Linked DNA regions of Homo sapiens: region 1 is linked to region 2. A link is a loop called in an ENCODE intact Hi-C map of the cell type or tissue named here. Cell type or tissue: gastrocnemius medialis. All regions are shown on one strand. Links, peaks and the distances in the headings refer to the core of each region. The heading gives the core; the rest is flanking DNA.

Region 1 (8,836 bases), core at 28-8,027, 1.6 Mb after region 2:
TAGGGTCTCACAGAGCACTGGATACTTATGCCTGTGCCCAGGAAGTACGTACTGGATGAAAGATAACACTAGGCCATTGATGGCTACGCTGGAAGGAAAACCCAGGGGCAGGGAGGTGACGTCTCCCTCATCTCTGAATCTCAGTTCTGGGCTCCCTGGTGCCACAGTCATTAACCACGTGCATCTGTATTTTAAATTAATTTTCAAATGTAATCTCCAGTACCTCATCACACCAGGCATATTTCCAGTGCCCGATAGCCCTGTGCTCACAAGGCAGAGGGAATATTCCCGTCTGTGCAGAACAGGCTCGTGGCAGTGGCTCCAACCTGGGACAGTGTGTTTGTGAATCACCGACCTGTAGGGTTGGAGCCCCACATTGATAAGGCTGGTAGGGAGAGCTGCAATGATCCGGAAGAGAGGGGAGTGGCACGTGGAAAGGGGGTCCTCTCTTGATGTGAACGTTTGCAAATGTGAGCAGTGACTTGTTGAAGGTCTCTGATTCCAGAGAGCCCAGGTTAGTTCTGAGAAAGCAGAGGACGGAGCAGGGAGTTGCTGTGGCAGCTGGTGTGGCCTCCCCTGCAGCAGGGAGGATGGGTAAGTGCCTCTGGGTAACACCTTTCTTGTGGTACTTGTGTCTCCAGAGCTTGGATTGGCAACAGGAGACATGACTCCAGCAGTGACGATGATGACGCTCCAGGTAGATGGGCACCCTTGAGAGGGGACGCCATGAAAGTGGCTTCCCGGGAGCAGTCCACTCAGGCCTGCAGCTTTGGAGACCAGGGAAGGAAGAGGGAGATGAAATTAGAAAAAAAGAAAATGTGTTATGTTTAAATGTTCATGACAGTAAAAAAAAAGTGATTATGTCTAGGGCCTTTGAGTGTTGTGTTTGTCATCATCTTTTCTTGCTTTGCTTCTCAAACATTATCTTTCCCTCGGGACCTGCTATTTTCTGCCTCTTCCACACCAAATCCCAAACACTTGGGTTCTATTGGTTATCATCTCTTGAGAATCGGCTTGGTTTCTCCTGACTGCTTAGAATAAAATGCAACAAGAGACTGGGTTTTGGTGCTGGCCTACCCTGCAGGATGTCCGTGGGTGCAGCTCTCCCCAGGGCACTCGACACTGGGAGTCAGGTGGGGGTAGAGGAAGTGAGTCTCTCCTCTCTGCACTCTCAGGCGGGGGTTGGGGGTGGGCCCCTCCTGTCTGCACTCTCAGGTGGGGGTGGGGACTGGGCCCCTCCTGTCTGCACTCTCAGGTGTTGTTGCAGCAACTTAGTGCTTCTGCCCCCTCTGCTGACTCCTGCTTTGATAGTAAGGGAGGAGACCACCCCTCATATTGTCTTATGCCCAATTTCTGCCTCCAAAGAAAGAAGAAGTAAAAACTAAAAGGCAGAAATGAAATTCACAAGCAGACAGCCCAGCACCACACACAGCCCAGCCCTGGTAGTTAAAGATAGACCCCTGACCTAATCGGTTATGTTATCTATAGATTACAGAGATTGTGTAGAAAAGCACTGTGAAAATCTCTGTCCTGTTGTGTTCCGTTCTAATTACCGGTGCATGCAGCCCCCAGTCACGTACCCCCTGCTTGCTCAATCGATCACGACCCTCTCATGCGGACCCCCTTAGAGTTGTGAGCCCTTAAAAGGGACAGGAATTGCTTACTTGGGGAGCTCGGCTCTTGAGATAGGAGTCTTGCCAATGCTCCCGGCCGAATAAAGCCCTTCCTTCTTTAACTTGGTGTCTGAGGAGTTTTGTCTGCTACTCGTCCTGCTACATTTCTTGGTTCCCTGACCAGGAAGCGAGGTGATTGGCGGATGGTTGAAGCAGCTCCTTAGGTGGCTTAAGCCTGCCCTGTGGAACATCCCTGCGGGGGACTCCGACCAGCCCTCCGCTCTCTGACGTGGATCATGAGAGCATCCTGGGCAGGCAATTGCCCCAGTGGGACGCCTCGCCAGAGCAGTGTGTAGCAGGCCCCCGTGGAGAATCAATGCAGTGGCTGAACACCGGGAAGGAACTGGTACTTGCAGTGCAGACATCTGAAACTTGGTAAGACTAGTCTTTGGAACCTGCAAACCTGCCTACTCCATTTGAGTGGAAGCGTGGCCTGATCACCCACAGTGTGCCTTTATTGGCACTTTGGTTTTTGTTTTTGACTTGACTTGGATTGCTTGATACTTTGGTTTTGGTTTTGACCTGGCTTAGATTTCTGGATACTCTGATTTTGGTTTGGTGTAAACTGCAAAAGTGTGTGTGTGCCCTTTTTACCTGTTCTTTGTTTTGTGGTGTGCGTGTGGTGTGAGTGTTGTGTTTTGTCTTGAAGAAGCATGGGTCAGGCACAAATAAGCCCATCCTACTAGGAACCATGTTGAAAAATTTCAAAAAAGGATTTAAGGGAGACTATGGAGTACTATGACACCAGGAAAACTTAAAACTTTGTGTAAAATAGACTGACCAGCATTAGAGGTGGGTTGGCCATCAGAAGGAAGCCTGGACAGGTCCCTTGTTTCAAAGGTGTGGCACAAGGTAACCTGTAAGCCAGGGCACCCAGATCAGTTCCCATACATAGACGCTTGGTTACAGCTGGTTTTAGATCTCTCCACAGTGGTTGAGAGAACAGCAGCATAAGCGAGGCAGAGAGAGAGACACAGAGAGGAGAGAGAGAGAGGCAGAAAGGAGAGAGAGAGGAGAGAGAGAGAGGCAGAGAGGAGAGAGAGAGAAGCAGATAAACAGAGGAAGAGACAGAGGCAAAAGGAAAGTCAAAGAGAGAGAGACAAAGTCAAAGAGAGAAAGAGAGATATATACAAGTAGCTAAGAAAAAACAGTTTATGTGCAAGGTGTATAAGGAAATTAAAATATACCTTTGGTAAAAGAATTATAAGGAGGCATAAGAATATAAATTTTTACCTATATTAGAAGGTTAAAAATGTGTATACTTTGTTTTAAAGGTTTAATCAAGTTTTAAAATGTACACTGAAAAGAAAATTCTGTGTGTAAACATTGGCTAAAGTTAGAGGTATCATCCAGTTTTGCTGTAAACTGGACATTAAAATAAAAGCATAGCAGATTTTTCTTAAAGCACCAACCTGCTCTTTAGCAAAAATTATAAAAGGTTAAAAAGAGTCTATAAAATCTTACCTTATGGTCAAACATTAAAAATTGGATAAATATGTCTACAAGGTTTTATTAAAATTAGGTTTAACATTAATAACACACTAATATAAAGGTAAAATTTAGCTTATCTGGTATAAAAATCATACAAATAGCATTGCTAAATGTAAAGTGGTATTTGCCTTTCTTTGGTTTAAAAACTAATAAAAATAGGTGCTAACGGAAATTTCTCAGTAAGAAGGCACCAAGGACTATAAAGTCCACTGCCAAGGTCCCCACATTTAAAACAAAAGGTCAATTTCTTAGAAATTATATACTCGGTGTATCTTCCACTTTCCTTTCCCTCAAAAACTAAAAGTCTTTTAGTACAGGTACCACCCCTAGAATTTCCGGTAAACCAGCACCAGCCTGAAAATCACGTTCTTATCAAAGGGTGGAAAGAAGAAAAACTCGAGCCAGCCTGGGAAGGACCCTACCTTGGGCTGCTAACCACCAAGACTGCTGTTTGTACAGAAAAAAAAAGGGTGGACTCACCACACCCGAGTCAAGAAAGCGCCACCCCTTCCAGAGTCGTGGGCCATAGTCCCAGGGGAAAACCCTACCAAACTAAAGCTGAGAAAAATTTAATTCTTTTCATCTATTCTATTACTCTTTCTTCTTTCCTTGCTCTGTTGCTGACCATCTGGTTATTAACATAACCAAGTCAATTTCACCTTGAACTATTGCATTTAATGCTTGTCTTGTTAGACCCTGTGGGGACTTGCCAAGTCGAAGACAGCTCTCTACTTCAGAAAAGTACCTCTGTCCCTCCTGACTCTCCTCAGACTGGGCATTAGTAAACTAGGACCATTTAATCCGGGCAGATTTCAATAAAGACCCCAGTGCCAACCAGGAGTCTTACCCCCAATGTAGAGCTTTAATGCCTTAGTTGGTCCAATGTTCTGTGGACCACTAAAGAGCAAGGATGGACTGCCCCAACCGGTTTTTGTAATTTCCTAAAATCATACATTCATTTTACTAGAGGATCATAGAAGTTAAAGACTTAAAACAAACTTTGGCAATTAAGACAGCATACCAAGATGCAAATACCTGGTTAAAATTGATCAAATATTCCTTCTGCATGTTAAACAAAAGCAATTGTTATTCTTGTGCACATGGCAGGCCAGAGGCCCAGATTGTCTCGTTTCCACTAAGGTGGTCCTCCAGTTGACCAGGCGTAGGCTGCATGGTAGCTCTTTTCCAGGATTCTACAGCCTGGAGTAATAAGTCATGCCAAGCTCTCTCTGCTATATCCCGAAGTCCGGCACCCTGCGGGTCAGCCCCTGAGAGCCATCCAGCTTCCATCTCCCAACACTAAGTTCACTTTGTGTCTCTCACGACAGGCAGGAAACAGCATTCCTTGGAGACCTGAAGGGATGCAATGAGCTTAAGAATTTTCAAGAGCTTATCAATCAGTCAGCCCTTGTTCATCCCTGCGCGGACGTGTGGTGGTATTGTGGTGAACCTTTACTGGACACTCTGCTGAATAACTGGAGTGGCACTTGTGGTTTAGTCCATCTGGCTATCCCTTTCACCCTGGCATTTCATCAACCAGAAGGAGAAAAAAATAAGACATCGTAAAGCGAGAGAAGCCCCTTATGGGTCTTTCAACTCTCACATCTATTTAGATGCAATTGGAGCCCCACAAGGAATAACAGATCAATTTAAAGCTTGAAATCAAATAGCTACAGGATTTAAGTCAATATTTTAGTATGTGACAGTTAATAAAAATCTAGATTAGATAAATTACATCTATTACAACCAACAGCAACAAGCTTTTCATGAATTTAAACAAAACAAAACAAAACAAAAAAAACTCATGTCGGCCCCAGCCCTGGGGCTACCTGACCTGACAAAACCCTTTACACCCTGTGTATCACAAAGAGAAAAAATGGCAGTTGGAGTTTTAACCCAGACTGTAGGGCCCTGGCCAAGGCCACTGGCCTATCTCTCAAAACAACTAGACGGGGTTTCCAAAGGCTGGCCCCCATGTCTAAGGACTCTGGCAGCAATGGCCCTGTTAGCACAAGAAGCAGATAAGCTCACTCTTAGGCAAAACCTAAACATTAAGTCCCCCATGCTGTGGTGACTTTAATAAACAGCAAAGGACATTATTAGCTAATGAATGCTAGACTAACTAGATGCCAAAGCTTGCTCTGTGAAAATCCCCGCATAACCAGTGAAGTTTGCAACACCCTAAACCCCACCACCTTGCTCCTGGTATCAGACAGCCCAGTTGAACATAACTATGTAGAGGTACTGGACTCAGTTTATTCCAGTGGGCCCGACCTCCGAGACCAACCTTAAACATCAGTAGACTAGGAGCTGTACGTGGATGGGAGCAGCTTCGCCAACCCCTGCAAAGTGACTCTGAAAAAGACAACAAGCCCTGCTCCAGTCACACCCGGGAGCTGACTGGTCCATGCACAGCCGAAGCATGAGAAAACTCATCGCGGGACTCATTTTCCTTAAAACTTGGACTTGTACAGTAAGGACTTCAACTGACCTTCCTCAGACTAAGAGCTGTTCCCAGTGTATACATCAAGTCACTGAGGTAGGACAAAAAGTCGCTACAGTCCTATTATTTTATGGTTATTATAAGAGTACTGGAACTCTAAAAACAAAGCTTGTTTGTATAATGTTATTCTATGCAAGGTACGTAGCCCAGGAAATGACCAACCTGATGTATGTTATGACCCAGCTGAGGATCCCATGACCACAGTTTTTAAAATAAGATTAAGAACTGAAGACTGGTAGGGCTGTTCACTTTCGTTTATAAGTAGAATGAGTATATACTCTAATATAATGATAAGGAAAATAGCATGGTAAATACATAAACCAGTGAAAGTCATTCGCTGTCATTATCAAGTATGATGTACCGCACATAATTACATGTGCTGGACTTTTACACGACTGGCCATGAAGCAAGTGTGTTTATACCAGCACCGCCACTAACACATGAGCAATGCATTGCTATACAACTTTACTATGGCTCTGACATCACTGGACAATAGGGATTTTTCATCTCCATTATAATCTTATGGGACTGCATGTTCATATGTGCAACCCATCATTGACCAAAACGTTATCTGATGCATGACTGTATTTTGTGTCTTGCTTTCCTGCTAGAGTAATGCTTCTTAAGCATGCATTTACAGTTGACTCTCATGATTCATAAATTTGGACTTGACAAATCTGCCTACTCGCCAAAATTCACATGTAACCCCAAAGTCAATACTCACAGTGCTTTTGAGGTAATTCACAGGCATGCATGAGTGACACAAGATTTGAGTTGCTCAAATGCACGTTCCCAGCTGAGGTGGAACAAGGCGATGCTCGGCCTTCTTGTTTTGGCTCACGCTGTGAACAAGCTTCCTTAGCATGGTCTAGTTAGTGTCATTTTGCCACATTTTTGTGCTTCCTGTTGATTTTGCTGTTGAAAAGGCCCCAAGCACAGTGATTTCGTGCTGGCTAGTGTTCCTAAGAGCAAGAAGGCTGTGATGTGCCTTACAGAGAAAATACGTGTGTTAGATAAGCTTGGTTTAGGCATGAGTTTTAGGGCTGTTGGCTGTTATTAATGTTAATATATATTAAATAAGGTGTCTTTAAACAGAAACACAAATAAAACAAGGTTATGGACTGGGCACGGTGGCTCATGCCTGTAATCCCAGGCATGATTGGGAGGCTGAGGTGGGTGGATCACCTGAGGTCAGGAGTTTGAGACCAGCCTGGCCGACATGGTGAGACCCCCGTCTCTACTAAAAACACAAAAAATTAGCTGGGCGTGGTGGTGCGCGCCTGTAGTCCCAGCTACTCAGGAGGCTGAGGCAGGAGAATCACTTGAACCCTTGAGGTGGAGGTTGCAGTGGGCTGAGATCGCACCACTATACTCCAGCCTGGGTGACTGAGTGAGACTCCATCTCAAAACAAAACAAAACAAAACAAAACAAAAAATACCCCAAGGTTATGCATTGATTGGCTGATGAAAATGTCTTGGTCAGAGGCTTGCAGGAACCTAACCCTATAATTCCTCTAGGGTCAAAGGTTTTAGTATTTACTAATTCACTGTTTGCAGCAACTTTTAGAACAAAACTACCATGAGAAATGGTTGTATTTTGTATTCCCCAGTACAAGCTAACACAATGTTGGCACATAGAAAATGCTTAATAACTGCCTGCTGATTCACTGTGAAAAAGAGAGAGAAGAGAACCTAACTTTTCTTCCAGTGAAGTTATCTGATATGTGTTTGTTTGTTCATTTGGTTTTTTTTTTTTTTTTTTTTTTTAGATGGAGTCTCGCTCTGTTGCCCAGGCTGGAGTGGAGTGGCACAATCTCAGCTCACTGCAACCTCCACCTCCCAGGTTCAAGTGATTCTCCTGCCTCAGCCTCCTGAGTAGCTGGCATTACAGGCATGCACCATCATGCCCGGCTAATTTTGTGACATGTGTTTTATAGTTTGCATAGTGTGCAATGATTTTTTATTTGGCTTGTGTAAATATCCTCCCAAATCTGATTCAACTAAGATTGAGAATATTCCCGTATATGTTGTTCCCTAATAACTGTATAGCTTATATAAGCTAAATTTGTATGAAAAAAATTAGAACATGTCTACATTAAAAGATCAAGGGCTCAACATTCTCATTTTGGGTCGGGAGAATGTTTCCTGTCATCTAGCTCAGCGGCTCAGTAATTTTCAAATTTTTATTTTATATAACACTAAAGGAATGCTGAAAAACTATGTACTGCCCCACCCATTCTAAGTTGTCCACTAACATTTTTTTTCTATTCTTCTTCTTCTTCTATTTATTTATTTATTTATTTTTATTTTTATTTATTTTTTTGAGACGGAGTCTCGCTGTCGCCCAGGCTGGAGAGCAGTGGTGCGATCTCGGCTCACTGCAGGCTCCGCCCCCTGGGTTCACGCCATTCTCCTGCCTCAGCCTCACCAGGTGCCCGCCACTTCGCCCGGCTAATTTTTTTTTTGAGACAGGGTCTCACTCTGTCACCCAGGCTGTAGTACAGTGATGCAATCTCAGCTCACTGTAGCCTCACCCTCCGGGGCTCAAGCAACCCCCCCACCTCAGCCTCTCAAGTAGCTAGGGTTACAGGAGCACTCCACCACACCTGGCTAATTAAAACCATTTTTTTTTTTTGTAGAGATGGGGTCTCACTTTGTTGCCCAGGCTGGTCTGGATGTATGGAATTCTTAGGATGGCAGTGATTGACCCAGCATACTGAGGAATATAATTTTGGGTTTTATTATTTGATGGGCATATTCCTGGTGGCGTGGATGTATAATAATTGGGAAATCTGCAAAATCCTTAGTGAATTGTGGGCACTTATGTTTTCTTATTTAGAAATTTATTCTTTTTGTCATTTCCAGAATGTATTAATGGTATGATCTTCCGTGAGTGACAAAGGAACTGGAAGCCAGGGACCCCTGCATAGGATGTACATGCTGCTCACACAGGAGTAAGCACAGTGCCTGGCTTACTTACAGCATCACTGTCTTTGTGATCTCAACTATTCATCTCAGAGCAGGGCGGATCATCTCAGATGGGGTGGTGCAAATCTGCAGGCAGCTAGGCAGACTAGCCCTCAGATGAGACATGGCACAGGCAGGATTCGAAGAGGGGACTCTGTACCTGCCAGAACTGATGCTGACAATTTGTAAAAAGATAGTATAT
Region 2 (9,380 bases), core at 651-8,650:
CCTCACACACTCCTGGTGCTGGCGGGAATGTAAAATGGTGCAGCTGCTGTGAAAACAGTTTGGCAGCTCCTCAAAAAGTTAAACATAGAGTTGCCTTATGACCCAGCAATTCCACTCCTACATACCTACTCAAAAGGACTGAAAATCTGTGTTCACACAAAAATCTCTACAGGAATACTCCCAGCAGCATCATTCATGATAACCAAGAGTGAAAATAATCCAAATGTCCATCAACTGATGAGTGGATAAACAGAATGTAGCACATCCATACAATGGCATAGTGTTCAGCCAGAAAAAGGAGTGAAGTGCTGATATGCACTGTAAGAGGAATCAAGCTTGAAAACATCATGCATGGTGGAAGGAGCCAGACATGTCCAGAATAGGCAAATGCACAGAAATAGAAATAGGGTCGTGGTTGCCAGGGTCTGGGAGGAGGGGGAGATGGGGAGTGGCTGCTGGTGGCGCTATGGGATTTCTTTTTGGAGTGATGAAAATGTTTTGGATTAGAGGCGGGGCACGGTGGCTCACACCCGTAATCTCAGCACTTTGGAAGGGCGAGGAGGGTGAATCACTTGAGGTCGGGAGCTGGAAACCAGCATGGCCAACATGGTAAAACCCCGTCTCTACTAAAAATACAAAAATTAGCCAGGCTTGGTGGCACACGCCTGTAATCCCAGCTACTCAGGAGGCAGAGGCAAGAGAATCGCTTGAACCTGGAAGGCGGAGGCTGCAGTGAGCCTGGGTGACTGGAGTGCCGTGGGGAGATCTGCACTCTAAAATACTCTGTCTCAAGAAAAAAAAAAAGAAAATGTTTTGGATTAGGTAGTGATGACGATTGGATAACCTTGGGAATAAACTGAACAACAATGATTTTAAACTTTAAAATTGTGACTTTTATCATATGTGAATTATATCTCAATTTTTAAATAATCTTATAACTAACATTATAGTGAAAGATTGAATGCTTTCCCCCTAAGATTGAGAACAAGGCAAGGATGCCCTCCCTCCCCACCCCTGTTTAACATCATACTGGAGTCTCTAGCCAGTGCAATAGGCAAGAAAAAGAAAGAAAGCACACAGATTGCAAGGGAAGAAATAAAACATTATCTTCTTGCAATGACATAATTTTTTAATGTAGAAAATGCAAAGAGCTACTAGAGCTAACAAGTGAATTCAGAAGAGTCACTAAGTATAAGGTCAATATACAAATATCAATGATTTTTCTATATACTAGCAATGAATAATTAGAAATGGAAAATTTTAAATACCATTTACAATTGCATAAAAAGCTCATTAAATTCTTACTATAAAGAAAGTGAAAAGATAACTCACAGAATGGGAGAAATATTTGCAAATCATATATCTAATAAGGGCTTAATATCCAGAATATATAAAGAACTCCTACAACTCAACAACCCAGTTCGAAAGTGGGCAAAGAACTTGAACAGATAATTTTCCAAAGAAGATATGCAAATGTCCAATAAGCACATGAAAAGATGCTCAACATCACTAATTAATAGGGAAATGCAAATCAAGTCCACAATGACGTACCGCTTCATACCCATTAGGATGGCAATTTTCAACAAAAAGGGAAGTAACAAATGCTGGTGAATATGCGGAGGAATTGGAGCCCATCGTGCATTGCTGATGGGAATGTAAAATGGTGCAGCCACTGCAAGAAAAAAAGATAACACTTTAGTTTTTCTTTAAAAAGTTAAACAGAATTGACATATGATTCAGCAATGTCACTTTCAGGTATATATCCAAAAGAACTGAAAGCGGAGACTCAAATGAACACTCGTTCATTGCAGCATTATTCACAATAGTCAAAAGGTGAAAATGACACAAATGGCCATCCACAGATGAATGGACAAACAAAATGTGGCATTGCCAGACAATGGAATGCTATTCAGCCTTAAAAAGGAATGAGATTTTGATACATGCTAAAACGTGATTAAACCTCGGGGACATTATGCTAAATAAAATAAGTCTATCACAAAAGGACAAATATTGTATGATTCCACTTACATGAGGTACCTAGAGTAGTCAAATTCATAGAGACAGAATTGAATAGAGGTTCCCAGAGGCTGGGGTGGGGGCAGAAGTAGGGCACCATTGTTGAATGGGTACAGAGTTTCTGTTTGGAATGATGAAAAAGTCCTGGAAGTGGGTGGTGGTGATGATTGCACAGCAATGGGAATGGAATTCAGTGTGAATGCCACTGAACTGCATGGATGTACGTGCCCCAGCCAGGGATGAACAAGCTGGTGTGTTCGTAAATGGACACTACCCAGCGGTAAACAGGAACGAGCTACTGACACCTCCAACAACACGCATGAACCCCAAATGCATTATGCGAAGAGAGAAGCCAGATTCAAATGACCATGCACTGCATCATTCCATTTATGTGGCATTCTGGAAAAGGCAAAAATATAGGAGCAGATCAGGGTGACCAGGAGGCAGAGTTGTGGGGAGGGAGCCTATGATGGGGACACATGGGAATTTTGGAGGCGATGGGCTTGTCATATATCCCGAGGGTGGCAGTAGTTACATAACTGTATGCATTTGTCAAAATGTGCAGAAATATACATTAAAAAGAATGAACTTTACTGTGTGTAAGTCATGTGAAAAAGACTGGTAGGAGTGCAAAATGGTTGAGTCATTGTGGAAAACTCTGGCAGTTTTTGAAAAGTAAAGTGCACATTTATCCTATTACCTAGCAGCTCCACTTCTCCCAGTGTTTCACCCAAGAAAAACAAAACATTTGTTGACAAAAAGACTTGCACAAGAATATTCATAGCAGCCTTATTCACAGCAACCAAAACCTGAAACAGCCCTAACTAATGTTCACTAACAGAATAGATAAGCAGTTGCTGGTGTATTTATGCAACAGAATACTACTCGACAAGAAAAAGGAACAAGCTGCTGATCTACACAGCAGCACGGGTGAGTCCAAAAACATGCTGAGTGGGAGGGCCAGGCATAAAAGAGCTCAGATTGCACGACTCCATTTCTGTGAAGTTCAAGAACACGTAGAATGACCTATCGGGGGAGACTGCTCTTTCTGTGTCCCCAGAACTTTGCTGTGTTTTTAGGACATTGATCACTGATGACCTTGGTAGAGGATGTCACAGGCAGGAAGGGACAGAAAGGACTTTCTGGAGCTATAGGGAATGTCTGCATCTAGATTACAGTGTTGGTTACGTGGGTACAGACATTTGTCAAACTCACAAATTGTATGCCTGGAACTGTGCATTTCACTGAATATAATTTTTAACCTCAAAGAGAAAAATAATGTCTAGTGACAGAGTCAGAAAGCAATTATCTGGTTGGGGAAGGGGGCTGATGGGGTGGAGACACGAGGGAACTTTCTGAGTGATGGAAATGTTCTTCATATCTTGTTTGGTGTAGTCAAAGCTCATCAAACTGAACACAGAAGAACTGTGTAACTTATTGTATATAAACTACACCTCAGCACAAAAGAATGTAAAATATAAAATAAATAATGCTGCAAAAAGAGAATAGTCAATAGTTATCATATTTAAAAAATAATTTTTAAAATGTTTAATTGTGGTAAAAAAACACATAAACTTTACCATCTTAGCCATTTTTAAGTGTGCAGGTCAGTAGCGTTAAGTGTATTCATACTGCTATGTAACAGATATCTAGAACTTTTTCATTATCCCAAACTGAAACTCTGCACCCATTAAACAGCAACTTCCACCACCCCCTTCCCAGGCCCTGGCCACCATGCTTGTATTTTGTCTCTTTGAATTGGACCACTCTGGGTACCTCATGTAAGTAGAATCACACAGTATTTGTTCTTCTGTGTCTGGCTCATTTCACTTAGCACGATGTCTTTAAGTTTCATCCATGATGCAGCTTGTCTCAGGATTTCCTTCCTTTTGACGGTTGAATAATATTCCGTTGCATGCATGCAGTACGTGGTGATCATGCATCCACCCATCGATGGGTATCTAGGCTGCTTCCACCTCTTGACTACTGTGAATAGTGCTGCTATGAACGTGGGTGTGCAAATATGGCATCATAATTTTTAAAAATGAAAAACTAGGGCAGCAAAGATTGACTGTCTGGTCACTTTTTCCTTCCTTTTCTGCATTGTTCAGAGGCCAGCACAGGAACAGAGGACGACACCCATGACCAGCACTGAATCCGACAGTGACCCTGGGTAAGCAAACGCTCCTGCTTTTCCAGAGGCTGAAACGTGTGTCTTTGGAGCCAATGTAGAAATACAGCCGGAGGTTATTTCAAGCCAAAAGACAGCAAAGGTCGTCTCCTGTGCGTTTCCAGGGGCAAGACCCTCTGCACTGTCCAGGGAGGAGGCTCTCGTGCCCAGTGGTTTCTGCAGGCAACACTGGCTCCCGGCACGGTTTGCTCCCCAGATGGCCCCATCTCTATCAGGAGGCGGTGCAGGAAGGCCTGGGGAGAGCGGTGTGCGCCCGCGGCCACCAGGGGGCAGGCGACACGACAGTTACCGGGCACTGACAAACTCCGCACAGTTCCCGCTGAGACAAAGCACCCCTGGACTGGCTCCCCTGCTGTCCTCACCCCCACTCCACCCACCGGGCCATCTTCCCACATTCTGGCTTGCGTGGAGGTTCTCCAGCCACAGCTGTCAATAGAGGATTGGTGAGACCCTGGGGGAAGCCCTGAGGTTTATCAGCGCGCCTGTGGGTTTGCAAGCGTGTGCGTTCTATGAAGCTCTAGAGGAGGTGAGCTGTGGCCAGTGCAGCCCAAGCGTAGGGCTTTCAGAGCCCATGGTAACAGTTATGTCATTTTTGCCTGCCCTGCGTACGCCCCAGCGCAGGTGCGGCTTCCTGTGTCCCTGAACAATGCCCTACAAGCCCAGGGGAGAGCGTGAAGCTCAGCTCAGCTGAACTCGCAGCTACTTAGCTAGGGAGGCTATGAACATGGCTTCCAGATTCCCCACTCCTGAGATAGGATGGGCCTGCACATCCCCCCAGCCTCAGAAGGACCCTTTTTTGTCATAGGCCAGGGCGAATCTTCACCTCACTCCCTCAGGAATAAGAAACGACACTTAGGTGCTTCACACATGTCATTCACAAGCTCTGTGAGTCAGTGGCCCGTGGTAGAAACTGCTGCTCTACTGTGCCTTATATTTTTCACTCATTCTAAAATGAGCTATGGGATCTTGGGCCCACTCATTACTTCCACTTATCAACTGCATTTGGCCTATTTCATTGCTAGGACTTCTATTTTATAACCCCTTACATGGGACTTGCCACCAGATAGACTCTTTATACCATGATCCAGTTCAATTTAATTCACCGCGCATTTACCAAGAGCCTGCGTGTGCCTGTCCTTTCCCAAACAGCAGTCTGCTCAGATGTGTCCGATAGCCCCTCATTGGCTACGAGATGAATCACAGAGTTTTTAGCACGGCTCGTGCAGCTCCAAGACCTTCCAGCCCGGTGTGCCAGCCCAGGGTGAGCCTCCGCCAGGTGCCAGCTGCTGTGACTGTGGCCATTCCCCTGGACCCACTTGCCTGCCGCCCACGCCACCCCCTCCCGCCGGCCACACGGGCCCCTCGCTGATCCTGAATTCGCTGCACATGTTCATGAGGACTCCGTGTCCTCGTTCCTGTGGTTTCTACTGCTTAGAGTTCTTCTCTTCCTCCACCTAAAACCCACTCCTCTTCCAAGACCCAGCTCAAGAGGGGCCCTCCTGCAGAACCTCCTGGAACCCCCACGCCAACATCACGCACTGCTCCTTCTGCGTGCCCTGCCCTCGGCTGCGTTTCCACAGCACTCACCACTGATGACCTTGTGTACCTGTCTGTGTTCATGCGTCTCTCCGTTTGCTTCAAACTGTTAACTTCTTGAGGACAGGAATGATGTTACACCCAGCTCAGAACCTAACTATGGTAAATATAAAAGTAATAAGAAATGTTTAATATGAGCGCTCAATATGGCCAGCAGTGGTGCTAAGTGCTTTACATATTGAAAGGGTCCTGAATATGCACCCCCAAATGTGCCACTTTGGCATAAGGATTATTTTGAGCTGAGGAAACTGAGAATGGGCATATGCAGGACGAGCTGTCTGCCCTCCCCTTTCCCATGTGAAAGCAGGGCATAAACTCCCCTGTGAAGGTTCCCCCTCTCCACGCCAGGAGGGGAGAGTGACTCTTCTCACTGGAGAGGGAGTGAGCGTGAACAAACCTTGCTAAACTCACCCTCACCTTCTGTTAGCGTCCCCCATATGTTCCCAGCCACCTCTCCATGATTTGCCGTCCATGAAGCCCAAACCCCCTTTTCTCTGTTAAAATGGCAGGTAAGCCCCTGAGTCTAACCATTCCTTTGAGTTTCACTTGTTTTCTGTAAATTTTCATCCACATAGAACATTTATTTAAACAATTTAAATTATTTAATTCATTAAGTTTTGTAAAGACGGGGTCTTGCTATGTTGCCCAGGCTGGTCTTGAACTCTTTACCTCAAGCAATCCACCTGCCTCAGCCTCCCAAAGTGCTGGGATTAAGGGTGTGAGCCACCGCACCACTCAGCCACATTAATTTTTTTAAAATTGTTTGCCTTTTTCCTGTTTATCTGTCTTTTTAAAGTTTAATTTGCAGGGCCCCAGGCACTGAACATAAGAGGACAGATGAAAAGTTCTTCCACTTAGAAAGTTGTGACAGCCACAAGGGGCTCACTCTGGAGGCTGCAGCCGAGGTCTCAGGACACTGATCATGCTGACGAAAGGAGGAATTCTTACCACACCAGCCCCCCACAATTCTGCTCAGAATCTGGTCAAGCGAGAGCGGTAAGACTGACTCCAGTCTTGGCCTTGCACCTCCCCTGAGCGGCTAGAGCTTCTTCCTCCCATCACTCCTCCTTGCACGGCCTCTTACCACTGCATTTATTAAAAAGCAGAGAATCTGGAGGGTGCTGATCCTGGAGCACAAGCCCACATCCACCCAGCTGCCCTGAGGCTCACGAGAGGCAGAAGAACCGTGAGCCACGCTGAGCCGAGCCCACTCTTGAAAATGTCCTCAGTAAAGCCTGATTGGTGTCCGCACTGCAGGACACTGCGTTACTTGCATTTGCAGGTGGTGCCAGTGGGGACAATTGCCCCCCACCCCTGAATATGGGTTTTTGGGAGTGTGGACCAGCTGAGCTGATCGGGGGCGGGCAGACTCCCTCTTGTGCTGGTGGACAGCTTGCCTGGTTGGGGTTGTCACTGACCATGTGGAGATGGGATTGTGTTGAGTATCACAGAAGCCCTTGACGCGGAAGTGTGCAGGAGCTTTGCGGAAAGCAGAGTCCATCTCCTTGACCCTCCTGGCTGTTTGGATGTTCGAGTCCCCCGCAGGGCATTTTCCTCATGGCTGGAACAGCCTGGCCCTTCTCACTGGAAGCCTGTTTTCAGGAAATATTCTGCTCAGGGGATCATTGTGGGGAGACTGGGCTCATGCCCCATCACAGAAGAGACTCCTCTGGGGCCCAAATGCAAACTGGAGTAGCCCAAGGAGGCTGAGGGAGCTTTCCTCCACCTCAGCCATCTGCCCTCGACTAAGGAAGGTAGGAGGGGTTACAGGGGTGGCTTCTAATGAATGAAGGTCCTGAATTTGTTCCTCAGCCTGAGCCTATCGAGAGGAATGGGATAGACTTCGGGGTCTTTATGTTTCTTGCCCCAGAGACAAAACAGCAGAAAAGTGGACCAAATTTTTACCCAGATCTAAAACAGACCTTTATAATAATGTCCAGAATCTTCAGTTATGGGTGGTAGAACACTTCCCCTGCTGAGAATTATAACATAAATGAATTATTAAAAATTATAATTTCATAGTCTTTTTTTTTTCAAGACGAATTGTTGCTCTGTTGCCCAGGCTGGAGTGCAATGGTGTGATCTCAGCTCACTGCAACTTCTGCCTCCTGGGTTCAAGTGATTCTCCTGCCTCAGCCTCCCAAGTAGCTGAGGTTACAGGCCACGTCTGGCTAACTTTTTGTATTTTTAGTAGAGACAGGGTTTCACCATGTTGGCCAGGCTGGTCTTGAACTCCTGACATCGTGATCCGCCCACCTCGGCCTCCCAAAGTGCTAGAATTACAGGCATGAGCCATCGTGCCTGGCCTACATGGTCATCTTTTACAGACATCAGATAGCTGATGATATACCAAGCATGGAATGGGGCCGGGGTCTCGAGGGGAGGGTTTTAGGTTATTGTGACAAGGTCTGCTGTTGCTGACTCACTTTGGGAATTTCCTGAATACAAAGTTTGCACCATCAGACAGCCACTGTCAGGTCAGAGAAAATAGCAGGCGTGTGGTGGATTCAACTGATAAGAAAGTTCAAGTAAGTAACTAGACTTGACCTTAAGAATGTTATTAAAATTGTGTAGGATGTCTGAGTTTTAACCTGCCAGCATAGAGAAACCCTGTTGAACACATGAATGAAACTAGTAATTGAGCTAAACTAGCCACAGAGTAACTCGTTCATGGCTGGTGGGGATGCAGATGGTGTCAGCCCCTTTGGAAGACAGATGGCAGGTCCCCGCCCAGCTATACATGTGCTTTACACCCATCCCACAGTCACATCAGGTGCTCACCCACATGGGTTGAAAACGTGTGTCCACACAAAGCCTGTGCGCAGACGCTTATAGCAGCTTCGTTCATGATTGCTAAGACCTGAGAGCAACCAAAAGGCAGTTCAGTGGATGATAAACCAAATGTGGTACATCCATGCAATGAGGTATCGCTAGTGATTCAAATAAATGAGCTGTCAGGCCACAAAACAGAATGGAGACAACTTAAATGCATATTTCTGTTTTTTTGTTTTTTTTTTTTGGTGCTGTGACTCAGATTAAATTATATTTAATTATATTAAATTAAATTAAATTATATGCATTTAATCTGAGTATATATATTTAATCCAAGTTCAAGCAATTCTCCTCCTCAGCCTCCCAAGTAGCTGGGATTACAGGTGCGTGCCATCACGCCGAGCTAATTTTTGCATTTTTAGTACAGATGGGGTTTCATCATGTTGAAAAGGCTGGTCTGGAACTTCTGACCTCGTGATCTGCCCATCTCGGCCTCCCAAAGTGCTGGGATTACAGGCATGAGCCTAGCCTAAATGCACATTTCTAAGTGAAAAAAAGTCAATAGGAAAAGGCTGTATAATTCCAGCAATATGGCATTCTAGAAAAGCTAGAATTATAACAACAGTAAAAAGATCGGTGGTTACCAAAGTCCAGGCGTGGGAAGGAGGCCAAGCAGGAGTTTTAGGGCAGTGAATCTACTTGGTGCATAATGGTGGGTCCCTGACATTGGATTAATAACGTATCAATATTTATCAATATTGGTTTCTACAGTTTTATCAAATGTACAACACGAATGTGAAATGTT

What was found. Hi-C counts contacts between places; a loop is a spot of excess contacts. Peaks named below come from ENCODE experiments on the same cell type or tissue, not always from the same donor. Only the 100,000 strongest peaks of a DNase experiment are listed, where the experiment ranks them.
Region 1: a loop joins it to region 2, with 16 times the contacts of the local background. A loop is called at or near these places in 7 of 110 quality-filtered maps.

What each region holds. Positions count from the first base shown.
Region 1 is chr18:10,596,677-10,605,512 of GRCh38, reverse strand. It overlaps LOC124904248, which reads right to left and starts at 765. Exons shown (of 1, transcript XM_047437981.1): 1 at 1-765. The coding sequence starts at 666. In gastrocnemius medialis, for the core only: no CTCF peak of the experiment used is centred there; a DNase peak (open chromatin) is centred at 4,443.
Region 2 is chr18:12,232,478-12,241,857 of GRCh38, reverse strand. No RefSeq gene overlaps it. Among named protein-coding and RNA genes, the nearest start is that of CIDEA, 17 kb to the left of the region's middle. RefSeq lists a silencer at 4,484-4,563. In gastrocnemius medialis, for the core only: a CTCF peak has its summit at 4,473 (motif pointing right); no DNase peak of the experiment used is centred there.